Linked DNA regions of Homo sapiens: all the other regions are linked to region 1. Evidence: chromatin contacts called from ENCODE Hi-C or POLR2A ChIA-PET data. All regions are on one chromosome and are shown on one strand. Each heading gives the region's core, a stretch centred on a gene start or an enhancer-like site at or near the end of the contact. The rest is flanking DNA. Distances are from core to core; before and after follow the strand shown.

Region 1 (5,499 bases), core at 2,747-5,246:
AAATTAATTAAGTAGATGCTCACACACCTGTGATTCGTATTCTTCTGTATAAAAGCCCAGGTTGCAAAACAACTTCCAATAATTCCAACAAGGAAAACTAAATAAAAAAAATACGTGAATGGCTCCAGATCTTTATAAACTGGGCAGAAGAACGAACTGTTTGTCATCTTGAGGGAAAGTAAGGATGACTGCTTATTGAAAAGAAAAAATTTCTAAGACTCTGTAAAAGAAACAAGGAAAGGGAGGTTAGTAATTAAAATTAGCAACTATTTTCTTTAAAAGACATTGGTCTTCACAATACCGTTGTCTTTCCAGTTCTTAGAATTTTATTGGTGAACTTACCAGACCATATGGCCTGGTGAGAACATACTAGATTGTGAAGATGCCTGGGTTTTCCATTGTCTGATTTTGTGACTTTCAGGAAATCCCATGCAGGTTTGCTTTTGGTAGGGATATTTTCAACCTCAGGTTTTTCCATTCTGGTAGTTCTTGTTACCAGTTGGGTTGGAAGTTAGTTTGCAGAGGAGATAAGTGAACCGAGATTCTGAGAAGTAGAGAGAGGAAACTAGGGTTGTGGTTGAGCATGAAGAGCTTTCAATGAGGCCTTCTGGTTTTTTTCTTGTTTTAGTTTTTTGTTTTCCATAGATTCATGTGGCTCCTAAGGCTGGGAGAACCCAGGCTGACAGGGGAAGTAAGGAGTTGATGGAAAATCTCCAGCCTGGTCGCAAGAGTCTGTCTCAAAAACAAACAGAAAAAAACCAAAAAAACAAACAAAAAAACCCACAACTACCAGAACATGGATGTATGTTCATTGGTTACAAAATCCTTGGAGAAAGATTTATTTATATTAGTATCAAAACATCTGACTTCAACACTTGAGTCGCTTTTTTTTTCTTTCATTGTGGGTTTTGAAGCAGTTAAAAGCCCAGAAGCATAAGACATACCCTTAGAACTACTGTGATCACCACTGATAATGACAATGAAGTCTTGTCATGTCCCTCCCAAATCTGGAACATTGAGCGGGTTTGTAAGCTCAAGTTAAACTGATAGGGCTCCCTTTGACCTGGTCTATTCAAACTCACATGCTTAGAGCTAAGGGTACATTAGTAATCTTTCTGGTGCTGCCTGTTGGTGTGGGTCCCCCTTTTGCACATTAAACAGTGTTCTTTTGTTTTAAAGACCTGAAGATTATTTTTGTATTTTAGCAAGGAAACATTTTATATTATAATACAACCTTTTTAAAAGAAGCAAATATAAGTTATAGTGACCAACATTGAAGGCCAGATCAGCTACTCTGTAAGTGCCTTTTAATAAGAGAATAAAACTTCTGACATCTTTCTAAATTTTAATTTCCCCAATTAATTAATGATCCTTTGTGTGCATTTGTAATGAAACAATGTATGCAAACAGATGAATAAGGCAGATGTACACAAAGCTTTCTAAATTCAAGTGCTGCTTAAAGGCTACATGCCCTTTCTCTTTCCCTACCTGAGTTAGCACGTTAGAGTCCATGAATAATGTCATTCTTTACCAAACTCGATGAAAATAATTAAGCAGTTGGTTTGTATCTGGCACTATGCCAAATACTTTACATGTACTTATTTAACTTCTTATCATTTCCATAAGCTAGGTGTTGTTATTGTCCCTGCTTTACAGATGAGGAAATTGAGGCATAATGGGGTTACTTACCCAAGGTTGTGTAGCTGGTAAGATATAAAGCCAGGATTCCAGCTCAGTCAGTCTGATCTCAGAATCACATTCAAAACCACTCCAAAACACTGCCTCAGTAACAATAGTAAGATGATGATAGAAATGATAATGATTATTATTATATCTGCCAGTCTTTACTAAGGGCTTACTGTGTGGGCAGGAACTATGTTCTAAACAATTTTTATGTAATAAAGCTGAAATAAACTATTTTTAACTTTTTACCAAAATACTAAGAATATAAGTTTAGGCTTTTCGTATATTTTGCTGTTCTATGCATACAACCACGTGCACACACTCTCTCTCTCTCTCTCTCTCTCACACGCACATTTAAAAACAAAACCTAGGCCCATCCAATAAGTTTAAACCAACTTTGCTCTCAAAGCTTCCATAACCTAGTTTCTCTCTACCATCTCTACTTACATCCCAGATTAAGATTGGGATTGGTGGGGTCTCTATTATTCTGTGTACAGTTCCTTCCTGCCTTTATACTTTTGCATGTGATAGAAATTTTGGAGTCATAGGATTTTAAGGATGGATGGAAACTTTATCGATAGCCTGTAGTCTAATCCCCAAGTCAGTTGAGGAGATTGAGGGCTGGCACTGGTGTGTTCCTCAAGCTTTCACAGCATGTTCAGGCAGGACTAAGATCTGTTCTTATTGGTCATCTTCTAAGCGCTCTGCATTTATCCTTACTATTCCTGAATCCTGCTTATTCCAGAGCTTTAAGGAAGCTCCTCACATCTGAAAGCTACTCCAGGCTTTACCGATGTCCTTGGCGACCATGAATTTGGATAGTTACCATTTGTACCTTGGAATTTTGAACATACTTTTCTTCTTTATGTGAAAAACTAGTATTCGTGTGCATTGATATAGTGTCACATCTTTGCTTATTGTTACTTTCTAAGGCCCTAGGATTTTGGCTTACGCACTTCTATTTCAAATATTACATAATAATGGTAACATAATGTGTTTCTTTAAGTGCTCCATTGCTTGCACAACTATAAAATAAGTCTGTTGTATCAATGAGACGTATATGGTAAAGAGAAGAATTAGAGTAATTTATTTTGATTAATTTTCTCTGTAGCTAGAACTGACGATATATACCGTACATGAATAATTTATCTGAAATGAATAATCATTCAGTAATTCTCAAGAATCATGGAGCATCTCACATTTCTCACATTTGTGTTTGTGAACTTTTGTCTAAATTGCAGTGAGAAACAAATCTGTTTATTTAAAATTTTTGCTTATGTAAATTAGAGGTTAAAATATTGTATAATAACATCCTGTGTTCTGTGTCACAAGTTTGAGAACTAAGTGCTTAATAAATATTTTACCAGACAGTTACTTACCAGTGAAAATGTGAGATACTCAGAAGTAGTGCAGCAACAACAATACAAGATTTTAACTGTCTCTGTAGTTTGGATAGAGTGCCCATTGCTTAGAAAATAAATAAACTGGCTGGGCACAGTGGCTCACGCCTGTAATCCCAGCACTTTGGGAGGCTGAGGCGGGTGGATCACTTGAGGTCAAGAGTTCGAGACCAGCCTGGCCAACATGGTGAAATCCTGTCTCTACTAAAAATACAAAAATTAGCCAACGCGGTGGCGGGCACCTGTAATCCCAGCTACTCGGGAGGCTGAGGCAGGAGAATTGTTTGAACCCGGGATGTGGAGGTTGAAGTGAGCTGAGATCGCACCACTGCACTCCAGCCTGGGTGAAAAAGCGAGACTCCTCAAAAACAAAACAAAACAAAAACAAAATAAAAGCTTATTAGATTTTCTATGGGAATCACAGTGGAATCTTCTTGAAATCACCTATTGTAATGTTTGTAGAGGAAAGTCATCTTAAGGCCTGTTGTTCCCTGTTGTGAAGATCTACAACATGGCCTCTATCCACCCAGTTATAAGATTGAGTTACTGAATAGTTATGCTCGCTCAGGTATTCAGTCTGGTGTCAATTATCCTGTCTTTTGGAGACAGATGAATGGGTTCATCAGATATAAGAAAATTATAGTGTCATTCACAGCTAGGACCTATTTAGAGTTTAAAAATTGATGCTTTTTTTTTATACAGCTTGGCTTTTTCTACTTATAAGCCTTAAATACTGAAAAATCACAATTTTGTTTTCCACGGAAAAGCATTTGAATATATTAAGTGTTTAAAAAGACATACCTGGGGCTATCTTCTGTGAGCCTCAGCAAGCCTTGCTGCAAGTCTTCAGAGAAGCATGAGCTGTTTGGTTAGCCGCAGCAGTAGCAACCCCATTGCAGGCTGCTGGCTTTACTAAAAATTTCCTTTCCTTTTTGTGTGGTTTTAAAATGTTGCATATTGACGTAGATGAAACTGTGGTTTGCAAGTAGTTTAACTTTATGAAAGTCTCCTAAAGAAGTTTTTTTAATGTATACAATTTCATGTATGCTTTCTTAAGCAATTTATTTGTCATATTTTTTAGAGAAAAGATCTTCATTTAGTACCTAGCCTTTTTTTTTTTTTAAAGTATCCAAGGTATGTTTTGTGTCATAATGATTTCAAAGAATATCACTCTTCATGCCTTGATGGGGATTAATAATTAAAGATATAAGGTGTTTAAGCAAATATTTTTTCAGTATATATAGTAACACAGCATTTCAAAGTTAAAATTTAAAAAATAGTTGCAGTTTTTATTCCTGCTGAGACACCTATTATTAAAAAAAGAAGTAAACAAAAAGATGTGTTTTACAGAGTCAGCTAATGTATACATTTTATTTATCTTATTTTATGTTCATTATAGAAAAATCTGGAAATAGAAATAAAAAAGGAACATCATTATGCAGAGAGATAATTACTGTTAATATTTTTGGTACATAAGTTTTAAATTTTTTCTATGCTTATGTATTTCCACTTAGATGTTATTCATACTATTTTATAGTTTATAATTTTTCATTGAAGAATATATTATATATTCAATTTATGAGATTAGACTTGTAATAAGTATTTGTCTGTTTGACTCAAACAGCCTGATGAATTGGAATAGTATTTAGTAATTAATAGATTGTGTGTAAAGGAACCCTACAGTGTGTATTTAAGTTGTTTGGTTAAATGTTCATTGTGTCTGTGGCAGAACTAACTGAATGTTTGAAAGAAGCCTAGCATGCTGGGGGACCTAACAAACATATTTTCAAGAGTTCTGAATTTTCTGGTTCAAAGTTGATGTGTTAATGCAAAGCCATTGCCTGGTTATTTAGGGTCTGGTTTCTTCTAATGCTTCATTGGCTTGGTAGGTGCTTTGGTTTCTTTTAATAATACTTGGTCAGTTTTCTGGATAAGAAAAAAGAAGATACCTTTCCAGGATCTAAAATTAATCTCTTGGTATTAGTTTTTAAAAAGAAAAATGTCTCAAAAGATGAAATGAGAAGTATCTAGCTAGGGAGAATTTAGGGAAAGTCTAAGGAGACTTTTGAAAAAAATGTAAAGATGCTTATGATGATATTGGTCACGTCTCAGGTATTCTGACATTCTCCCAAATTCATATAATTATTATTTTTGCCAGTGAAGACCATAAATTATAAACTAGGAGGGAAAAAGCAAATGTTTCTCAAACATTTTATGTTAAGAACCACTGTGAACTTCATCATCATAGTGCTAGGAAAGGATCTTTCTTTTAAGATATGTATGCTTCAACATTGTACAGGACTCACTGAAGAACATACTTGTAGAAAAGATATATTTGCAGACAAGTAAGTGAGAAGTGATCAGGGTTTACATCCACTGGAGGGTAGAGGAGATGAAAGGGAGAGAATTTAGAGAT
Region 2 (5,608 bases), core at 775-3,274, 1.2 Mb before region 1:
CTGTATTAAGTCAGCTGGTGCCTGAAAGTGTTCACGTAATGGTAAAAATTCAGCTATCAACTCTGAACAAAGCTGGTCTATCATATTCAGTCCCATTACAGTAAATCATGTTTCATCAAATTTAAAGTTGCTTCAAAGTCTCCCAAAATAAAGCCTGTTCTTTGATGTGTTCACTTCTCTGCTTAGAGTAACTAGAAATATACGTGATGAGATGGACTTCAACCCCTGGACATCAGTGCTTTTCCAAATTCATATTTCCCTCCTATTTTTCTAGCCACGACTCCCGTTTCTTTCCAACTTCCCTTCCCCTCCCATCTCAGTAATCAGTTTTCTTTCTGGGCAAACGCAAAGTGGATTCTGTCTACAGCACTGCGGTAGGCAATAGTAAAACAGAAAAAATGGAGGGAGATTGGGAAAGAAACTGAGGTAGCCACCAGAACCGGAAAGGAGAAAACGTGCATTCTAACATTCCATGAATAAGAAGGAAGGCGTCGCCCCCATCAGAACTGCAGAGTCATAGCAGGCCCCAGCCATTTCCAAGCACACTCCCGCAATCTTCCTAGTCAGACAGCGGGAACTCACACACAAAGACAAGAGGACTGCAGGAAAAAAGTTGATGACCAGATGCCAATTCCCTACAAGAATTGTAGTCCACTGCGGGTATACGAGACCTTAAAGTACTACTATCAAGGACTGAGTTCTAAAGTTAGACTTTAAACCATGTTAAGTGGTAAAAGAATAATTAGCACCCTTAATAGGGGACCTGAATTTTGGTGCTTAATGGAAAGGGAGCGTGGTGCTAAGAAATAAAGAGAATGGTCTCGTATTTAGTACAATTATCATAATTTTAGAAACAGCCTTGGGCAGAAACAGGCAAAACAATAAGCTGGAGGTTTTGTGGCAAATATTCTCCAAACATATTGCAACCAACTCAAAACCATCAAGTCTCAAGAAAATCAGGCAATGTGAAGCATAAAACTGCATTAGTTCCTTTACTGCCACCACTAAAGAGGGAGGGACTTAGAGAAGTGAAGTGTGCTCCTGGTCTTCGCAGATAATTGAAAGCCCCCGAAAAGCACCCCTTTTTTGAGCTATGTTGCATAACTGGGGATAACCGTATATCGATGAATCTCCATATGAGAAGAGAAATCAATGGCAGTTCGCCATCTTGGAGAATTTAAAAAAAAAAAAAAAACAACCTATAGAGCTAGAGCTGAAGTCGAGATTCACGAATCCACCTACGCGGTCGGCGTACATCTCTCGCAAGCCCCAGAGGCCTGGACATCGGTAAACCTACGCAAAGTCGCTTCGAGAATCCCGGGGGCCGGGCCGGGGCCGCCGCCTCCCACAGCCGGAGGCGCGGGAGGCGCGCTGTCCGCGGAGCAAGAGCCGGCCAGAGAGCCTAGGGACCTCCACCCGGGGCCCGCGCGCCCCAGCCCGGATCCCCGACCCCCGCTTCCACCCCAGAACGTGCATAGCAAACCTCAGGGCTTCAAGAGAACCTAGGGGAACCGCACTAGGAGGAAAAAAGGAACCCCTCCCCTTGCCCTGGCCGGTGCGTGCCCCCTCCCCCAACCCGGGCACCTGGACCGACGCTGGGAACGCCGGGGGCGCCCGGCCAGGGCCAGCAAGGAGTCCGGCCGCCGCCCCCAGCCTGTCAGCGCAGCCCCGGGTGAGGGGGCGTCCCCGGGCCTCGGCCTCCCCGCCCGCCCGGCAGCCGCATCCTCGGCGCCCGCTGCCTAGCACACCTGCGGGCTCGGCCCTCAGTGTTCCAGCCCCGCGCTGCGGTGCCCCCGCGGCCGGCCACCCCGCTCCGGTGCAGGGACCAGGGTACCGGCCGCCACTGGTCCTCACCGTAATGCTCTGAAAGACGCCCCCGGCCGTGGCTGCCCAGACGTATTTGGCGTCGCAGTAGCCGACAATGGCGGCCTCCTGGCAGCAGCCATCGCACATCAGGTTATCCACGTAGCTCTGCCAACCGGCCATCTTCGAGCCCTTCGCACTGCAGCGCGGACGGCGAGGAGCAGCAGGCGCAGCGGCGGCGGCGGCGGTAGCGGGCGGCGGCGGCGCGGGGGGAGGCGGGGCGGGGGCGGGGAGGAGGCGGCTCTGCGCAGGCACCGACCGCCCCCCTCCCCGAGGAGCTGCGGCGGGAGGACGCGGGTTCAGCGATGAGGGACGAACCTCAGAGCGCGCTCGGCCGCCCGGCCGCCCGCAGCCGCGGGGCTGACAAACCAGCGGCGGGAGGCTGCGAAGCGGCTGTGCCTGTGGCGGCTGCTCCTTACCGCAGCGCCCTCCGTTTTCCGCGGACACGGCTGGGCGTGCGCGCGCGCGTGCGTGCGATCCTTCCGCGGCGCCCGGGCACGGAGGGTCCCGGGAAGGGCGGGGGGAGACTGAGGCGGGGGCGCGGAGGGATACCGCCCCGGGACAATCACGGCCGCCACGTGCGGGAGGCGCCGGCCGGGAGCGGTGGCGGGCCGAGCTTCGGACCTCGGGCCGGCGGAGAGGGTGGACCCCGCGTCGCTCTCGGCACCCCAGGAACAGCGGCGGCACGGACGCCTTGGAGCCCCGCGGCCGGGCCGCGATGTGCTTTTCTCCTGTGTTCGCTGCCCGGGATGCGGAATCTTGAGCCTCGGTGTCGGGTTACAGAGTTGTCCTGGTGACGGGATGCGGAGCGTTTCCTCCTTTTTGTTGTGGGGGCGGCTGGTGGCAGGGGCAGCTGGTGGCAGGGTTGCCCACGCTAATCTCCGAGTCTCTAAGGGCACCGTCTTTCCTGGATCCCTCTTGCGCCTCGTCCATAAAGGCAGACCCGCGGGCGCGCGCCGGCAACCTGAAATCAGAGCAGGCGTCCGTGGCGCTCAGGAACCTTGCTGAGCTTCGCCGATCTTTCATTGTTGCTTCATTTGGGTACCAAGGGCCTCTCATTCTGTGGATTCTTTGCCTGGAGGAGCCCCCTTAATGTTGCTAATCACGTGTGGTTAAATTGCTCGTAAATTCCGAACAAAACAAATAGCGACCTGTGTTACACTGTTTCTTGGTAACTGGGAAAGTTACTGGTGGCTTGAAGTATACGCAGAAAATACAAAGATTAAAAACTAGGGAAGAGTTCACTGAATGAACACCGTAACATTTCTGCTCTGCAGGGTAAAATAATTTCGGGACCCAGGTCTGGGAAAGATTTGTATTAACAAGGTAAACGGTGGGTAGAGTGCCTGAGAAGCTATTCGTATCGTCTTTGGTAGCCTCTGGGCACTAGGACTAGACATGGAATTAGGGGTCCCCCAACAATGACTTCAATTTTAGGTTAATAGAAACCATCTGCCACTTAAGGGAAAGAAAGCACCAAAATGTAGATAAGTTGATGTTCACCCTTAAAGTTATCGTGTGAGGTCATGATTTGTAGGAGGATTAAGGAATGTATCTCTGGAAAGGGCAAGAACGTTGCTTTTAAAAGTCTAATTGGTTCTGAAGTTTTATATTTTTTCTGCTGATTGCTTTAAAATGTTCAGCTACTAGAGAGAAAAAAAGTACAGTAAAAGAAACCCCCAAGTCAGAGACCTATCAGACTGAGAATATGTATTTTCTCATGTTCTAAAGATACAGAATACCTGTGTGGTGTAAAATGTGAACCAAAAATTGTTTCATTTTTGTAAGTGTGCCTCCCACCTGATTTAATTACACTTAATTGTTCTTGTTTATGACTCTGCCTTTTATGGTGATGTTGATCATTTTAGTCCTTCGATCATAGCACTGTATCATCTTAAAAGTTAATAATAGATTACTTGTAACACAGGCTCACTATGTGAGAATTCATCAAGCTGTATGTACATTTATTGTGCTCTTCATTGTATGTATAATTCAATAAATTGAAACAGTAAACGAAAAGGTAATTATAGAAAAAATACAGTGATAACTTGAAGTATGTTGAATTTTTATTAATTTACTCTGAAGGTTTTAAGATATAATTTCTAGACGTTACTATCTTATTGTTATAGCACAGAGTTGGAAATAACTACATTCTTTTCCTATTCTTTTATTGTTGGCTTTAAACAGTGAAAGAATTTGACCAACAATATTTTCTAATTCAAATCTCAAAAGATTCTAAAACACATTTCTTGGGTAAAATATTCACAAAAATTTAGAATTCTTGTCATTCTTCTATATTTTTCAAAATATAATTCATTTTAAATTACTGCTTACTTTTCCAACATGATGTTATTTTTCTAGAATTGCAAACAGTAAAATTTAAACAACTATGAAAAAAATTCTGTATAATAGATTAAATTTTACAGTTTCAATTTTTAGGTTATATATTCAAAGAGAGTCCATGTGCTGTCTTGGTTTTCAGTACTGTAATAAAGTAACCTGTGCTTTTTTGTTTGTTTGTTTATTGAGATGAGACTCCGTCACCAGGGCTGGAGTGCAGTGGCATGATCTCGGCTCACTGCAACCTCCGCTTCCTGGGTTCAAGCGATTCTCCTGCCTCAGCCTCCCAAAAGTAGCTGGGATTACAGACACCCGCCACTACGCCCAGCTAATTTTTTGTATTTTTTGTAGAGACGGGGTTTCACCATGTTGGCCAGGCTGGTCTCAAACTCCTGACCTCGTTATTCGCCTGCCTCGGCCTCCCAAAGTGCTGGGATTACAGGCATGAGCCACCATGCCCGGCCACCTGTGCTTGTTTTCTTTAGAACCAGCTTCCTTGCATGCTGCTTTATTTTCCATTTGTGTACAGTGATCCCTTCCTATTTCATCTAAGTGTTGCTTATACGTTTCAGAAAGTATAAATAGAGGTGGAATACTGAGCTTTAGTAATAACAATATTGGTTCACTTAAGTCCAAAGGAGTATCAGTGTGAGAAAAAGAATTGCCAATTTGTATCTTCCTCTACTTTTCTGAGAGTAAGTAATCCCTAGGATAATTGTAATATCTGGGCAGAAGTTTAGAAAAGTTGTGGCTGTGTTGTTGATACAAATAGCCAGAATAATGTAGCCATTAACAATCAGTAGCATATTTAAGTTTGGAGTGCATTATTATGCATTCTTTCCAGAATTATTTTATTCTTATTGAGTAAAGCAGAAACTGTGTAGTAAGCCACGTTCTTTAATGTGTAAGTCAAGTGGTGTCTGAACCACTTGAGTCCATGTAAAAATCATTTGAAATTTTAGCAAAACACAAACAAGAAATTATCTTTAAAATGTACACAACCTGATAATCATTGGGAGCAGGATCTAAAACTATACACAGTAATTACCCCCAAATTTAGTAAAACCATAATTAACCATCAGTTATTTAAAAATTTCACCGCATAGTTCATTTCTGAAAAAAGTATATGAATTATAAAATCAATATCACAGCAATAAAGTTTAGAAAATGGAGAAAAATCCTTAATCCCACAAGCTAATACAAATATCTTTTGAATGTATTCACTATGTATGATTTTTACAGTAAAGAACAAGGAGAACTTATAATTCTGCATTTGGCCATTTTACCCTGAAATTCTATGAATTTTTGCTTTTTATATTTTGAGGCTATTAGGAAAATGGAAATTTAAATTGTTATATTTTTCCTTTCTGATGAATTTATTCTTTATTATTTAGTAGTTGCCCTC
Region 3 (5,335 bases), core at 1,570-4,069, 1.0 Mb after region 1:
TGGAAATTAAATAATTACATAAAGTATTATGACTATAACTGCTGATTATATAGAACACATGTAGGCACAAAACATGCATCTAAAAAAGATCTTGCTTACTTAAAAAAAAATCCTGTTTTTAGAGCACTATTTGTTTTGATAAGATAAACCATTTGTGTAAGGCACAATGAATGGCAAAATTCTTTTATCTTATCAAATAGAGGGTTACATAGGAAAGGATGCATTCTCCAGAATTTTGATAGTGTAAAATATTTAATACTGTAAGAGTTCTTAGTGGATCAGTAAAGACATACCATGAAAAGTTATTTTTGAGGAGTACTTAAGCAGTTACAGTGTTATCATATGAAGGCAAATTATAATATTCCTTCTTACTAGCCAGGCCTCCATGTACTTTTTGATCTTTTCCCTAAATGCATTTCATATTCCTTGGTTATATCTGAAGAAAGCCAATACCTTTAGTCCAAACATAGGAGAAAAGTAATCGGGGCTTTCACTGCAATCCAGTAGATGAATACATTATTTATTGATAACCTTTGTTATGTGTACACAGCTGGGGATGGAGGTGTGGTCAAAGTGTGGTAGAGATCACCAGAGGACACTTCAGACACCACTAGGACTGGTATGGCTTTCTCCTCTTCACTCCTGTTTTAAAGATTGCTCAGACTTTTTCAAGAAATGTGTAGAAATATGTTTGAGGCTCAGCATGCTTCTCTTATTTTGCTGATGAAGAGTCTCTGGCATTAGCCAGACTTCTTGGAATAGTAATATTTTTTAATAGCAAACTAACATGTCCTCTAACAAAAACCTTCCCTTCCCACTTTTTTTTAACCAGTTTGCTGAGTATCATGTTAGTATTCACTTTTTTCTTCATAAGAGCCTAAAATGCCTTGCATTTTGGCAAAGTGAATTTATTTTATTTTTTAGCTTCTACATTATTTAAAACAAAAAGTGTCGACTGCTTGAACTTTCATTTTTATATCAATCAATATTTCCTGGTCTCCTTTTCAAACGAGCTGACTTTTCTGAAGATTTTTAAGAGGCCACCTGATTTCAGGAGTAAAAATAAATAAATGAGAAGAAAGTATTTACTATTTTCAACTACATCTGTGGCAAAGAATCAAAATGTGCATATATCCCAACTGCGAAGTATCTCTAGTTAAAATATAAGCTGTTTAACATTAACTTTAATGTTAGCAACCTCACAAATGCCTTCTCTACAAGTCAGGGCCTCACAGAAAGCCATAAAAGGAAAGGAATATAATTTCTCTTGCTGGCACTTACTGAAAAGCTAAAATAGAATAGTAACAGAAATCATATTTGCCAGCCCTAACTGAAGGAATTGTGAAACATCTCAGAAGATTGTAAGTTATTATAAAAATGTTGTAATTACCATGCTATTAACTATGCCTTATAGGAGTTGAAACTTTTGTTTAACCAAAAATTATTTCAAGAACAGACAGCTAATTACTTACATTTAGAAAATATATTGCATACAAAGATATGGAGCATTTTAAAACGTAGCTTTAGGTTGAAATGCAGTAGTCCATTTTTTACTCCCTAATAAGAACTAGGATTTTTGAAATGATATTTTCAAGTATAGTAATAATATCTTTGAAATAATTCACTTATTTTTCCAGTTGCTGGCTTCAAAAGATTTTTAAAAACTGTGTCATTTATTTCATAAATTCTGAATTCTTTAAAGCAAACATGAGTGTGTGAAAGTTAGTTAAAGCACACCTACAGTAAGAAATTACGTGATTCTTACAGTGAGTTATTGCTCTTTTTAAAAGTGATTCATTGACTATGGCTTGGGTAGCTTAACCCTTTGAAGTACACATATCTGCATATACAGATTACACATGTTTTGAAAAAATGAGTAAGTTTTGAATTACAGGTATGTATGTGGAATTGTGAGGTCAATACAGAAAGTTTGGATAAAATGCCACTTTGGCAGAACGCTAAAGATTAGTGTCAGCTGTGGGATCTTTTTGTTGATGTAATAATGCACATTTCAGTTCACCTTAAACAATGACTATCTTGACTACTGTATTATGTCATTATATACTGCATTTATGGCTCTTTCAGGAATAATTGTGAAAGCTTTATTGAATTATTTTTCATTTCTTTTCTAATTACAATTTTCAATTTATGTCATATCCAAGGGAACATAACAAGAAACTAAATCAATTTATTTCTCTGTGTTTCTTTTTTAATAAAAAGAAAACTAAGCTTTTCTGATTTTTTTCTGAAATTGCTTTTTTATGCTTTCTTAAAAACAAATTTATCTTTAAATTTAAATTCAAATATGAAACCCCTTGCCAAGATACATGTTTAGCTTTTTTTTTCCTTCAGAGAATTTTTTTCCTGGTAAGAATAATTTATATGGCTGAGGCTTTAGTCCCAAAACAGTTTTAAATTGAAAAAAAAGTGGCTTTTAAGAAACCGAAATGCCCATTTTTTGTCTTAAATGAGTCTACCAATGCCTCCTTTCTCCTTTCCTCCACTATCCTCCCTCACTCACACTTCAACAAGTATACCCCCACACTATTTTTCACACTGTTTCTTCCCTAGAGTAAGTCCTTTTCAGGCTACCTGGTGGTTTGTCCACAGCCTAGGCAATGCAAATATCACCCAAATGAGTCCCTGAGATACATGTTAATAGAAGCTATACAATGTAATGTTAAGAACCAGTTGGCTTCTCTGTCTCCAAATACTGATCTAATACATGTTTGCAGATTAGATTTACAATGGATGAATTTACATACAGTTCTGTGCTCTGTAGAGAAATGTAGTTGCTTTAGAGTCGGAACGGCAAAATGTGGCTCTTCTGAACCTAGAAGAGAAAATTCTGACCCCTCCTCCTTCCCCATTTTAATGGTTTGACTAACCACAGACAAACACCCTTAGCATATTTGGGGAAGTAAGTTGTTATTTTATCGGTTTGAGGACTTCTCTAAACTTATCTTTTATATGCTCTCCAGCCCTAGGCTGTGATGTTTTCTGGTTGTCTTTAAATATCTGAAGAGGCAAAAGCTCTTGCTCTCAGTTCTTATTAACTTCTCGTCACAACAGGAATAGTCTGTTAATCTAATTTGCCTATAAACTTATTTTTTTCTTTCCTTGGTTTTCTACCCATAACATTCCCCAACTTAATTTGCTGCTTGGAACTTCTATATTGAAGACCACCCATTTCCTTATCTATTACCTGCTCATTCTTCACTGTGTCTATGGATATATCTGATGCTCTCTATTCTTAAAAGGATGAGAAAATAAGAAATAGGAAGAAACTGAGGGGTTGTTTTAAAACTCAACCAATAAATTATTGACATTACACCTAGCTGATACAAATCTATACACTCGTGGGTTCAAGAAATTTCATTTTCTTTTACGATCACGATTTAAAAGTGTAATTCTAACTCTGAGACATCTTCCCATTGGGATGACAGGAAATTCAATCCCAGGCACTCTCGGTACTCCCCATCTTCTCTCCCTCCTCTTCCCCCAGGCCCAGAGTGTTAAGGAATAGAAGTCACAAATATGATGTGGAAACAGTAAAAGGTGGCACCTTTTCAAGATTGTGCCCCTCCTCTACATAGGCCCATCTGATTTCTGATCTTGCTTGGACAGATCTTCTGTATTTTCAACAGAAGGCATAAATGTGAATTTTTATGTGAATTCTCTCAAATTATAAATATTTATTTAAATGATGCCATTTAAAAATATATAGCTTTAAGCCAATTCAGCCCATTGGCCACCATTTTACAACTTCTATCTTGGACATGGTAAGTGCCATAAGGGCACTTGCCATCAGGCTGCTTCGGCCTTTCTGCCCTGCGTGAAGGCAAGGGTCGGCCTGGCTATCTGTCTGATAACTTTTCAGAGCCCAGGGGCTCAGGGGAGATGCTCACTTAGATAGCCTCTACCCTAACATTTGGTGATTATCATTTATTACAGAGTACTTTGTGCTTCAGGAGTTCTCTAGTTCTAAAGGTTATTTGCACAAGCAAAACAATAAAAAATTAATTACACCAAATAGTAGGCATTGCATGGTTCTTATCAGGTGAAACTAGAGGAAGTATTTGGCATGTTTCTTTATTCTTTGCAGAGATTCCATAATTCCAACACTATGAGGAATATATTGGTAAAAGGAGAGAAGCTGGTGTCTGGCCCCCTAATACATGATGTGCTTCAAAAGTCCAGGCATGAGCAAATAGAAGATGTGTGAATCTGGACATGGATAAGGGAAAGAATGGAAAATAAAATTGCAAGAGATGATGTAGAGTAAACTGGATAGGATTTGGTACCAAAGATATAGACAGTGATTGGAGGAGGGCAGAGTAGACACAGATGTCTACAGTTTAAGGACTCTATGGATAAGAGGATGAATTTTCCCTTCAACAAAATATTGACTAATGCCAAATTAGTTTCAGATGATCTATAATCAGTTCTATTTTCAACAAATCAGATCATGACTCTCCGCATCTTAAAAGTTTCCATTGGCTCTCTGATACAAATGGGACACATTTTAGCCTCTTCTACTTGGTCTAAAAAGTCCTTTAACATACAACCTCAAACTGCCTCTCTAGTCCTTACATAGCACCCTGAATGCTCAATATTCTACATCTGCTCAAACACACTATTTTTTTCTTTGTTGTTTCTAAAACATGCCAGGCAAATGTCACAAGTATGTTGTATTCTCTGTTAAATTGGCAGAATAAGTTTATTTAAATCAGTTTGTGCCTAAAACAGCTCTCATTTTAGCTCTTGCCTATCTTTCCCCTACCCAGATCCTTTGAAAACAACTTGAGATAGTGTACAGAATTATGGTCGTCCAATAGGTTTTTACTTTCTTAAGACTGATTATTTCAGTGAAAATAAAAATTCTCTACCATTCTTACCAATTAAGTCACTTTGAACAAGTGACTGACTGTTTTTTTTTTAAGTTTGGGGTGCTAATTGTGAACATTAAATAAGACCATGTTTGTACATTAGATAGTCAAAAAATGTTAGATTCCAATTAACTGATCAGCAATTTGGCCAAAAGGAAATTGAGGCCACAAAAATACAGGAAATGGGAAAAGGGAGTGAAGGGTAGAAGAAAAAAAGAGGAAATATAGATAGTTGTATCCCTCCAACAAAGTCCCTTTAGATACTGTTTACTGGTAGACAGTAAATAGGCTCTTCCTAGAAAATTTAAAACATATATTTGTTAATTTATCAAGTGCTAGAAGTATAAATTTACTTAGTAAAATACTACTTCTATTAAAAAATTAGATAGCTTTGTAGATAACTTATAAAAATACTTGATTCTCATTATCTATTGTGTCAACAAATC
Region 4 (5,317 bases), core at 1,313-3,812, 1.1 Mb after region 1:
CAGACACCCCCATTTCTACTTATAATCAAGAGAAAAGCTCTAAGTATCTGGCATTGCCCTAGGCTGCTTTAGTGTTAAAAGAAAAGTTTGCTGAAAAAGTAAGATATCTTCTGCCAGGAAATCAAGGAGGAAAAAAAAAATCATTTTCTCGATTTTGCTCTAAACTGCTGCATCTGTCTATGCCAAACTAATCAATACCGATTGCACCACCAAACTCCATTGCAAATTCAGCTGTGAGGAGATTCCCTTTCAGACAACTTTGCTGAAAGCAGCTTGGAAATTCGGTGTCGAAGGGTCTGCCACGTTTTCATGCTTGCATTTTGGGCTCCAAATTGGCACTGGGAAGGGGTTACTGAGAGCACAAGGCTGATACCAGGCCCTACTTTTAAACGTTCATCTACTTACAATCCTAGTATTTCTCTAAAAACCAAAACCTCTTTGAATTAACAGTTTCATGCTGTGAATTTCTAGTGGGAGATCTTTTCCTTGATATTGACGACACAATTTTCCATGTACTTTTAAAGCAGGGAGTGGGGAAAAGTATTTTGAGGGGACATTTTCATCATCAGTTCAGCTTTTTTTTTTTGGTTGTTGCTCTTTTTTGGGGGGGTTGGGTTTGTTGGTTTCACTGAAACATTTAACTACCTGTAAAATCTAAACATGGCTGTTAGTGTCACACCAATTCGGGACACAAAATGGCTAACACTGGAAGTATGTAGAGAGTTCCAGAGGGGGACTTGCTCACGGCCAGACACGGAATGTAAATTTGCACATCCTTCGAAAAGCTGCCAAGTTGAAAATGGACGAGTAATCGCCTGCTTTGATTCATTGAAAGTGAGTAACTATTATATTCTTTTAAGGATATTCAATGATTGAATGAGGGGTATATGGACATACAGTTCTCTGCATATGGGATTATGGATTGCTTTGTTCATAGTTTAGTTATACAGTGTGTTGATGATGTTGGGCTGGGGAACTTTACGAGAAGCAGTAGAATCAAGTCTGGCCAAACTTTGTTATGAATAACTTTATCAGTCCTTTCACTGCATGTTTTTTTTTGCTAGGGCAGAAAGTGTTGACATATTTTTCACTTAGTAATGGCAAAGTGTCTGTCTGTCCCTGGAAATGGTAAATGTAGCTACCTGTGAGTGTTTAGCATATGCATATATTATATATAAGGCCATGGCAATAGCTGAATGAGGATGATTTTTATTTGTTGGTAAAGGCATTGTACAGTTGCAAAAGAGAAGCAGATTTAAAATCAGCTAAACTTGGATAGACTTTTTACTCTTTTAATATTTTGACATTTTAGATTTTCTTTTTATTTTGTGGGCATTTTATTTTCAGGCCAGAGCCACGCATTTTATGGAAAATGTAACTAGAAGTAAGGTGCTGAACTGCTGCTACAGCACCTTACCTGAGGCACAAACTTTGTTGCATGTGAGTTATATAAATAAGTAGAAACTCATAAGTACTATTGTTTATTGGATTTTTCCAGCTTCAAAAATTCTAATGTGAATTAGCAGTTTATTTTCTGTTAGATCATGATTTTTTTTTATTTGTAATAGTCTTAGCTAGAAATGTTAAAAGTTAGCTTTTGTGGGCACCATAATACTAAAATATTTACTTTAGTGTTTCTTGACATTCAAAAATGTCATTGGATTTGTAATTCAGGTATCATATTTGAAAATGAGTCTTTTAAAAGATAACATAAATATCTTTATTTTGACACACAAGGTCAAGACTAGAAATGTGTTCCTGGGTACTTTCAGCCTACTTGGTTTAATCAAATTGCTTTTGAATATGAATGTCCTAATTTAATTCTTTGGACCTTTGAGGGGAGGACACTATCACTTCTACATATGTAGAGAAGTAAAAGTCTCATAGATCCATCTTGTCTTTAAAAATATATGGTGCTATAATAATCTTTTCTTTAATAACATCAGGGTGAGTTATGAGTTAATTGTTTCAGTTCATTGTTTCCTGGTCCATTTTAGGCTGTTCATTTTGCTAAAGTTTTTGCCAAAGATTTCGAGAATATGATCTTTAGAGTTGAACAGAAAGGAGGTATTAACAACAAAAATATTTTAAAATGTTAGATTCTTCTTAATGTCATAGTCCTAAAGATCAATAAGCAAAAGTTATAAACTCCCATTGAGACTTTCTTCACCCTTTCCTTTGAGAGGCATCAGTGAAGGGCACAGTGGTTGTACCTCCGTGAATGTGTATTCCTAAATTCATGCTGGCTGAATTCAGGTGTAATTAGAGACTGAGACCCATAAAATGAGGGGCAAGGAGCTAATTACTCTTGTCGGTAACCAGCTGTGGCCATAAGTAACCCTGTTTTGACCCAATTAATAGTAAATCCAATTTTTAATCCTACAGACAGTTGATGGTGCACTCGTAGCTGCAAAATGAAGGACATTAAATTTGGCTGTGACATTGAGTGGTTACACAGAAGACCTGCTTCTACAACATTTGGAAACATTGTGAAACATTACTATTCAGTTGCTATTTTTCCATCTCAAAATATTTTTTTTTAGTTGCTGCTCACTTATGGCCACAGAACAGTCCCTTTTTGAGTAAAGCAGCAAGGTTGCTTAATGACATGCTATGTGGTTAACAAGATTCAACTGCCACATCAAGGACTTTAAATAATTTCAAGATTTTAAATGTATTTATGAAATGAACTCATTACAGCAGCTAATCAATGCAAACTTTGTCCTTTTTCTTTGTCTTTCTAAGAGAAACTGAATTTAATTTAAATTTAAATTACAGTGTCTAAAACTTGGTAAAATATTTTAAATTTGAATAAGAGGAAAAAAAAAACATGAATTTATTTATGATGGAGCTTCATACCCAGGACAGTAGCTTCTTAAATGTTAGTAAAATAATTATGTTAAGCATTAAAACAATTTTGAATATGTAATTAAGCATTTATGTTAAAAAACATGTTTCTTACGTGTGTGTGTATATATTTATAACTGACACATGTGATTCTTTGTACAGTATTTAGAATCCTTCCCTTCAGATAGCAGTCCTCTTGTATTCAGTCTTGTGGCTAAAATAGATCAAAAACATATTTTAAAACTGTTAAAGTAACTGTATGACTCATGCTTGAAGTTCTGAAATTTGGGAGCGTTATGAGGTTTCCATGCCATTAACCGCTAGATCATTTGCATTCTCTCACAGAGTAAACGGAAAAAAATTTAGAAAACTTGTAATAATCCTGACTTCTTTAATAAAATGTGTCCTGTGTATTGCTTAAATCCATAGTCCAGCCTTTTCTGAGTTCTTGAGCCATGAGATGGAGGTGGCCTGTGTAATCTACTATTTTTAGAAAGTTAGGAAAGCAAACCAAATACTCTCTGAGAGGACCCTATGAAATGGCTGTACCCTTCAGCTGTGCTGCTTCAGACTTTGGCCAGGCTCCCAGGTGACTTACGTTAATAGCAGACTTCTAGTTAGAAGAGGAGAATTTATTTCATTAAAAAAAAAAAAAATAAGTCAAACAGTTCAAGAAAGTATTCATTTATGTAAAAGAAGTCAATTGGTATGTTACTAAAGATAATAGGAAGAAAATTAGCTCACTATTTTAGTTGCATACTGATGATTTTAAGGTTTAAATAATTAGATTTAAATATACCGTATGTAAATGTAGAAGTCTGTATCGTAATAAATCTGTTGCTAAGTAAAATGGGAATACATGACAACGAGGAATGTAGGTATTAAGAATGTCAGAATTAGAACGAGAACAGTAAAAGAGCAAAAGCTGTAATAATGTGTGCTAGTATATAAACAATACTCTAAATACTTAGTTTCTCTAATTTTCCTTTTACAATTGCAGTTTTAATTTATAATAGTCTAAGAGCGTATTCAAGCTGAGACTTAAATTGCTTACGTGCTATAGATTTAGGTGTATTAGCTATTTCAGAAATCCAGAACATTTGCAAAGGTGCATTATTTTATGCCAAAGAGGATTATGTTCCCCTATGGCTTGTGAAAGAGATAGGAAAAAAGAAAAGAAAAATATTAACACTGCAAGCCACCATTAGAAAATTATATTTCAAAAATGATGTTTCAAATCAATGACAAATTGCCTATTCAGTCATGAGCTCTCAACTAAAATTTGGGGAGTCAATGTAAAGAAAGCCTACAGAATGTATTTTAATATTTGCCAAGTTATTTATACCCTCAAAAAAAAAGCTTTTACGATATGATCAACAGAAATAGACTTATTGTTTACTGAATTCTATTTCAAATACCCATTCATTTTTCAGGTACTAGGGATGGGAGAAAGAGAATATAACCTTTATATTTACTATCTATTTTCCAAAAATCTAGCAAAATTCTTTTACCTTTGAAAACTTTAGTCACTTGTTCCTTTATCAAATTGAGCCATTTTATTTAAGATAATTAAAATTTCTTTTTGCTATATACAGTGATATCTATCTATAAATAGCACCCCGATCAGATTTATCATAGACACATTTGAGATCAGATTCCACTGCAAAGTGGCATACAATCAAGGGTGCTGAGAACAGTTTTAAAGAGCCTCTGCAGGCTTAGCAGAATATATGAAGTATGGAAATTAGGTATTAGAAGGCACACAAATATATGTACATACAGGTAAATGAACAACTAAAGCACTCAAAATCAGTAAGGCAAACAAGTATCCAGATGGTCACATATGGATTGGATGGCATAACTAGACATGATAAAGTAGTCCCAAAGGTGGTTATAGTTAAATTTTAGAAGATCCTCTGTTGCTAGCATGGTTTATCCTCAATCCAGAAATTGCCTGTGTTGCTGCTGTTCTAAGCCCCAAGCATAGACTTTTCATCATATTTTAAAAACCAGTTTCACTGATAATCCTGATAAAATATCTGCAAGTTTTAGACTAAATATGCAATTTTCAATTAAAATTTTGATCTATTAGGGTCCTAACTGGAATCACTGTTACCAGGAAGTTTTTTTGTGGTTTGATTTTTAACCACTGGTATCTCCCATGTATTAAAACTTTGACAGATTATTATATATACTGTGCTGGCACATATATTCAATGTGTCTTTCAGTGACAGATTGACATATCACTTCCTTGTTTTCTCCTAATAACTTAGGAGATGAACTAACTATAAGGCATAACCTGCGCAGCAGTATGTTTCATATAAAAGGTCCCTAAGGAGAAACTTCACAACTTTGTAAAGAATATCCTGTGAATATGCTGCAGTGTCATCAACTCTGACATAAACCTTTCTTTAATGAAATTCTCAATAGCTGCAGTTGCTTTGGTGAAACTAGTAATTGTATTCATTTG
Region 5 (5,972 bases), core at 1,776-4,275, 1.4 Mb after region 1:
TGGAATAATTTGTTTAAACATGTTAGGTCTCAGTTTCATCAACTACAAAATGGAAGTTTAGAGTTTTTTATTTCTTTCAGGGTAGGAGTGTCAATACTTGAAAATAGAACTAAAATAATGTGGAGGAGAGAGTGAAAGTAAGGAGAATGGAGAGAGAAGAACTAAGACAAGGATTAGAAGGAGAAAAAAAGAATGAGGAGGGAAGGAGAGAGATGGGGAGAAGGAGGAGAAGAGAGTGAAAGAAGAGGAAGAGGAGGAGGAGGAAGAAAGCAAAGGGAAATAGGAAAGGAAAAGGGGGAGAAGGAAGAGGGAGGAAAGGAAAAAGAAGCAGGAAGAGGAAAGAAGGGAAAGGAAGAGGGGAAAAGAGAAGCCAGGGAAGGAAATTAAGCTGACAGAGTGAATCAGTCAGGGTTTTTGTTGCAAGCAACAGAAATTTGGTTTATTTAAGCAGAATTATCATTTATTCCCAAGTGGGCCAGATAATTGGCTTGGAGACTTTCACCAAGAACCAAGTCCAACTTTGTATTGCCCAACATAAAGCCTAGTAGGGCTGGTCTTATAGAGACACTGATGTCACTGTTTCCAGGCACAGATTTTGAGGCTTATACTGCAGATACTCATAGTGCCAGATGCTGACTAGAGCTCTTGCCACCCTAACCCAAAGGATAGGTCTTTGCATCATCAGTTCTCAAATCCACATCCTCCAAGAGAGCATCTAATTGGCAAAACCAAAGACACATGCCTGTGTCCTCTCTTCAAGCAATTTTCCTAGACTTTTTATGGAAAGAGGTCACTGTTTTTTTTTTTTTTTTTTTTTTTTTTTTTTTTTTTTTATTATACTCTAAGTTTTAGGGTACATGTGCACATTGTGCAGGTTAGTTACATATGTATACATGTGCCATGCTGGTGCGCTGCACCCACTAATGTGTCATCTAGCATTAGGTATATCTCCCAATGCTATCCCTCCCCCCTCCCCCGACCCCACCACAGTCCCCAGAGTGTGATATTCCCCTTCCTGTGTCCATGTGATCTCATTGTTCAATTCCCACCTATGAGTGAGAATATGCGGTGTTTGGTTTTTTGTTCTTGCAATAGTTTACTGAGAATGATGGTTTCCAATTTCATCCATGTCCCTACAAAGGATATGAACTCATCATTTTTTATGGCTGCATAGTATTCCATGGTGTATATGTGCCACATTTTCTTCATCCAGTCTATCATTGTTGGACATTTGGGTTGGTTCCAAGTCTTTGCTATTGTGAATAGTGCCGCAATAAACATACGTGTGCATGTGTCTTTATAGCAGCATGATTTATACTCATTTGGGTATATACCCAGTAATGGGATGGCTGGGTCAAATGGTATTTCTAGTTCTAGATCCCTGAGGAATCGCCACACTGACTTCCACAATGGTTGAACTAGTTTACAGTCCCACCAACAGTGTAAAAGTGTTCCTATTTCTCCGCATCCTCTCCAGCACCTGTTGTTTCCTGACTTTTTAATGATTGCCATTCTAACTGGTGTGAGATGATATCTCATAGTGGTTTTGATTTGCATTTCTCTGATGGCCAGTGATGATGAGCATTTCTTCATGTGTTTTTTGGCTGCATAAATGTCTTCTTTTGAGAAGTGTCTGTTCATGTCCTTCGCCCACTTTTTGATGGGGTTGTTTGTTTTTTTCCCAAACAGCATGGTACTGGTACCAAAACAGAGATATAGATCAATGGAACAGAACAGAGCCCTCAGAAATAATGCCGCATATCTACAACTATCTGATCTTTGACAAACCTGAGAAAAACAAGCAATGGGGAAAGGATTCCCTATTTAATAAATGGTGCTGGGAAAACTGGCTAGCCATATGTAGAAAGCTGAAACTGGATCCCTTCCTTACACCTTATACAAAAATCAATTCAAGATGGATTAAAGATTTAAACGTTAAACCTAAAACCATAAAAACCCTAGAAGAAAACCTAGGCATTACCATTCAGGACATAGGCGTGGGCAAGGACTTCATGTCCAAAACACCAAAAGCAATGGCAACAAAAGACAAAATTGACAAATGGGATCTAATTAAACTAAAGAGCTTCTGCACAGCAAAAGAAACTACCATCAGAGTGAACAGGCAACCTACAACATGGGAGAAAATTTTCGCAACCTACTCATCTGACAAAGGGCTAATATCCAGAATCTACAATGAACTCAAACAAATTTACAAGAAGAGGTCACTGTTTCCCACCCACACTCATAAGGTAGAAAATTCCTTACACAAAAAAAGCAAGATGTATGCTGGGCATACAAAAAGAATGACACATGTTCATTATAAGAGAACAGAGTATATTTAGTGATAAATTAGCTTTGTGGTAAAAATATTTTACTATGAAAATGGTAACACAGACCAGGTACAGTGGCTTATGTTTGTAATTCCAGCACTTTGGGAGGCTGAGGTGGGGGGATTGCTTGATTCCAGGAGTTTGAGACCAGCTTGAGCAACACAGTGTGACCCTGTCTCTACAAAATTTTTACAAATTAGCTGGGTGTGGTGGCACACATGTGTAGTCCCAGCTACTCATCTACTCAGGAGGCTGAGGTGGAGGTGGGAGGATTGCTTGATCCCAGAGGGTTGAGGGTACAGTGAGCTAGGCTTATGGCACTGCACTCCAGCCTGGGTGACAAAGTGAGACCCTGTTTCAAATTATAATAATAATAATAAATTATTTAAAAAATACTAAGAGAAAGAAGAAAGAAAGAGAGAGAAAGAAAGAAAGAAAGAAAGAAAGAAAGAAAGAAAGAAAGAAAGAAAGAAAGAAAAGAGGTAATATAATTGATCTAGGGTTAAGTGAATAAAGTATAATATATTTCTCAGTTCTGATTATTCCAAGGAATCTTTTAGTCTGGTGTCAGGGAGAGAATGGAGACCACAAATCTCTTTCCTTTTCTTCATAGCAAGATGGAAGAAGCCAAAGATTCGAGCTCTTTCTCTCAAATGTAGCTTTTCAAACAGCAAGTCCTAAGTCTCAAGTTAGGAAGTGAAAGTGTCATAGCTCTCTGATGCTGGCTAAAATTTTACTTTAAGTTTCTTGTCCTTGAAGAGAAACAGGAAGCACATTTTCTTATCAGCCAAAGCAGAATGAGTTCTTTTAGCAAGGTCCCACCCCCTGAGAGTGAACTTTGCACTGCCCAAATATGTGCGTGGAGCTCATTTGTGCTCTAATTGAATCCTTTAAAGCAACACAGCTGGAAGACTCAGATCTCACTTCCTTGATATTCTACAGTCTGCAGTTCATTTTTGCCAAGCCAAAAAGTGACTTGTGGAGGGAAAAATAACCCTAACAACAACAACATTTAAAAAGAAACAAAACCAGAGGAACTATCTGACATTTTGGTGCATCAGTTTAGTCAGTATATTCCTGCTGCTCGGAATAATTTCTCTGGACCTAGAACTCAACTTCTTCTTAGATAATTTATAATCATGGAAACCATACAGATCCCTGAGGTCAGGGAGCCACAGCGAGACCACATCCTTTGTTTTCATTTCTCAGCTCCAAGTTAAGCTGCTTATTGTGCCTGGATCCAAGATGTACAAATCATCCAGAGTGGCTGGGTTGTGTAAGAATGTTTCAACTGGCATGATGCCTGCTCTATCAATACAAATGGCTTAACTATTTTCTGATAAACCAAAGAATCATCCTACATGGCTCTCCTGAAACTGTAACTGTCTCTGAGCTGGCAGAGGAAGACTTGCAAGGGTTTTGTGTTTGAGAATCATCTGCAGATTGAGTTTTACAGGAGCTGGTTCCCTTACTTTGACACCCTGGGAGCAACTTCATATAAAGAACAGATCAGCATCTGAATATGGAACAGTAGGTGTCAGGCCTCTGAGCCTAAGCTAAGCCATCATATCCCCCGTAACCTGCATGTACACATCCAGATGGCCAGTTCCTGCCTTAACTGATGACATTCCACCACAAAAGAAGTGAAAATGGCCTGTTCCTGGCTTAATGGATGACATTATCTTGTGAAATTCCTTCTCCTGGCTCATCCTGGCTCAAAAGCTCCCCTACTGAGCACCTTGTGACCCCCACTCCTGCCCACCAGAGAACAACCCCTTTGACTATAATTTTCCTTTACCTACCCAAATCTTATAAAACGGCCCCAACCCATCTCCCTTCGCTGACTCTCTTTTCGGACTCAGCCCGCCTGCACCCAGGTGAAATGAACAGCTTTATTGCTCACACAAAGCCTGTTTGGTGGTCTCTTCACACGGACGTGCATGAAATTTGGTGCCATGACTCGGATCGGGGGACCTCCCCTGGGAGATCAATCCCCTGTCCTCCTGCTCTTTGCTCCATGAGAAAGATCCACCTACGACCTCAGGTCCTCAGACCACCAGCCCAAGAAACATCTCACCAATTTCAAATCCAGTAAGCGGCCTCTTTTTACTCTCTTCTCCAACCTCCCTCTATCCCTCAACCTCTTTCTCCTTTCAATCTGGGCGCCACACTTCAATCTGTCCCTTCTCTTAATTTCAATTCCTTTCATTTTCTGGTAGAGACAAAGGAGACACATTTTATCCATGGACCCAAAACTCCGGCGCTGGTCACGGACTAGGAAGGCAGCCTTCCCTTGGTGTTTAATCACTGCAGGGATGCTTCTCTGATTATTCACCCACGTTTCAGAGGTGTCAGACCACGCAGGGACGCCTGCCTTGGTCCTTCACCCTTAGCGGCAAGTCCCGCTTTTCTGGGGGACTTGCCAACCCCTTCTCTCCATGTCTCTACCCCTTCTCTGCTTTTATGGGGGAAGGGCAAGAACTCCTCAACCCCTTCTCCTTCACCCTTAGTGGCAAGTCCCGCTTTTCTAAGGGGCAAGAACCCCCAATCCCTTATCCCTGCATCCTGACCTCTTATCTCTGTGCCCCAATCCCTTATCACTGTGCCCCAATGCCTTATTTCCGTGCCCCAACCTCTTATCTCCATGCCCTGACCCCTTATTTCCATGCCCCGACCCCTTTCCCACTTTTCTGGAGGGTAAGAACCCCCGAACCCCTTCCCTCCATGTCTCTACTCTCTCTTTTCTCTGGGCTTGCCTCCTTCACTATAGGCAACCTTCCACCCTTCATTCCTCCTTCTTCTCCCTTAGCCTGTGTTCTCAAGAACTTAAAACCTCTTCAACTCACACCTGACCTAAAACCTAAATGCCTTATTTTCTTCTGCAACACCGGTTGGCCCCAATACAAACTTGACAATGGCTCTAAATGGCCAGAAAACGGCACTTTCAATTTCTCCATCCTACAGGACCTAAATAATTTTTGTCGAAAAATGGGCAAATGGTCTGAGGTGCCTTAAGTCCAGGCATTTTTCACACTTCATTCCCTCCCTAGTCTCTGTTCCCAATTCGATTCCTCCCAAATCCTCCTTTTTTCCCTCCCACCTGTCCCCTCAGTCCCAACCCCAAGCATTGCTGAGTCTTTCCAGTCTTCCTTTTCTACAGACCCATCTGACCTCTCCCCTCCTCCTCAGGCTGCTCTTCACCAAGCTGAGCTAAGTCCCAATTCTTCCTCAGCCTCCGCTCCTCCACCTATAATACTTCTACCACCTCCCCTCCTCACACCCGGTCTGGCTTACAGTTTAGTTCCATGACTAGCTCTTCCCCACCTGCCCAGCAATTTCCTCTTAGAGAGGTGCCTGGAGCTGAAGGCATAGTCAAGGTACATGTACCTTTTTCTCTATCAGACCGCTCTCAGATCAGTCAATGTTTAGGCTCTTTCTCATCAGACCCCACTAAATACATACAGGAATTCTGATATCTAACTCTGTCCTACAATTTAACCTGGAGTGACTTAAATGTCATCCTGACTTCTACCCTCTCCCCAGATGAACGGGAAAGAGTTTTTTCTCTAGCCCAATCTCATGCTGACAACCGCTGGCTTCATGAGCCAGACCTCCAGGAAGGCATTAGAGCAGTTCCCCGAG

The links. Hi-C counts contacts between places; a loop is a spot of excess contacts on that map. ChIA-PET counts read pairs that join two places held with the same protein, here RNA polymerase II (POLR2A). Pooled maps may share reads with other maps.
Region 2: a loop to region 1 is called in a map of CD4-positive, alpha-beta memory T cell, with 13 times the contacts of the local background. The contact joins the promoter of PFN2 here to the promoter of GPR171 in region 1. A Hi-C loop is called at or near these places in 2 of 168 maps with a recorded cell type or tissue (CD4-positive, alpha-beta T cell and CD4-positive, alpha-beta memory T cell) and 3 of 50 pooled maps. POLR2A ChIA-PET finds 5 or more read pairs at or near these places in 1 of 52 experiments (naive thymus-derived CD4-positive, alpha-beta T cell).
Region 3: a pooled map shows a loop between it and region 1 (3-fold over the local background). The contact joins the promoter of LINC02917 here to the promoter of GPR171 in region 1. A Hi-C loop is called at or near these places in 2 of 168 maps with a recorded cell type or tissue (both naive thymus-derived CD4-positive, alpha-beta T cell), 1 of 37 single-sample maps with no recorded cell type and 11 of 50 pooled maps. POLR2A ChIA-PET finds 5 or more read pairs at or near these places in 6 of 52 experiments (activated CD4-positive, alpha-beta T cell, activated CD8-positive, alpha-beta memory T cell, activated T-cell and 1 more).
Region 4: a loop to region 1 is called in a pooled map, with 11 times the contacts of the local background. The contact joins the enhancer-like site here to the promoter of GPR171 in region 1. A Hi-C loop is called at or near these places in 4 of 50 pooled maps. POLR2A ChIA-PET finds 5 or more read pairs at or near these places in 2 of 52 experiments (activated CD4-positive, alpha-beta T cell and activated CD8-positive, alpha-beta memory T cell).
Region 5: a loop to region 1 is called in a pooled map, with 3 times the contacts of the local background. The contact joins the enhancer-like site here to the promoter of GPR171 in region 1. A Hi-C loop is called at or near these places in 3 of 50 pooled maps. POLR2A ChIA-PET finds 5 or more read pairs at or near these places in 2 of 52 experiments (activated naive CD4-positive, alpha-beta T cell and naive thymus-derived CD4-positive, alpha-beta T cell).

The regions. Positions count from the first base shown.
Region 1 is chr3:151,199,220-151,204,718 of GRCh38, forward strand. It overlaps GPR171 (G protein-coupled receptor 171), which reads right to left and starts at 3,997. Exons shown (of 3, transcript NM_013308.4): 1 at 3,885-3,997; 2 at 1,690-1,778; 3 at 1-220. The coding sequence starts at 167. All of the region lies in intron 16 of MED12L (mediator complex subunit 12L), which reads left to right.
Region 2 is chr3:149,968,871-149,974,478 of GRCh38, forward strand. It overlaps PFN2 (profilin 2), which reads right to left and starts at 2,025. Exons shown (of 3, transcript NM_053024.4): 1 at 1,855-2,025. The coding sequence starts at 1,986. It overlaps LOC646903 (a long non-coding RNA gene), which reads left to right and starts at 2,409. Exons shown (of 1, transcript NR_036538.1): 1 at 2,409-4,372. RefSeq lists silencers at 1,221-1,480, 1,501-1,550, 1,561-1,800, 2,011-2,090, 2,321-2,380 and enhancers at 2,226-2,757, 2,758-3,288.
Region 3 is chr3:152,202,608-152,207,942 of GRCh38, forward strand. It overlaps LINC02917 (long intergenic non-protein coding RNA 2917), which reads right to left and starts at 2,820. Exons shown (of 3, transcript NR_186000.1): 1 at 2,766-2,820. LOC101928166 (a long non-coding RNA gene) reads right to left here and starts at 2,822. Exons shown (of 3, transcript NR_136178.1): 1 at 2,766-2,822. RefSeq lists a silencer at 373-667.
Region 4 is chr3:152,299,534-152,304,850 of GRCh38, forward strand. MBNL1 (muscleblind like splicing regulator 1) reads left to right here. Exons shown (of 10, transcript NM_021038.5): 2 at 1-834. The coding sequence starts at 661. Among named protein-coding and RNA genes, the nearest start is that of MBNL1-AS1, 33 kb to the left of the region's middle. RefSeq lists an enhancer at 3,001-3,100. Within about 2 kb of position 2,563, at least 23 of the 41 ENCODE cell types and tissues checked have a DNase peak (open chromatin) inside an H3K27ac peak, as active enhancers do.
Region 5 is chr3:152,593,151-152,599,122 of GRCh38, forward strand. No RefSeq gene overlaps it. Among named protein-coding and RNA genes, the nearest start is that of P2RY1, 240 kb to the right of the region's middle. RefSeq lists enhancers at 3,223-3,322, 3,686-4,356. Within about 2 kb of position 3,026, at least 18 of the 41 ENCODE cell types and tissues checked have a DNase peak (open chromatin) inside an H3K27ac peak, as active enhancers do.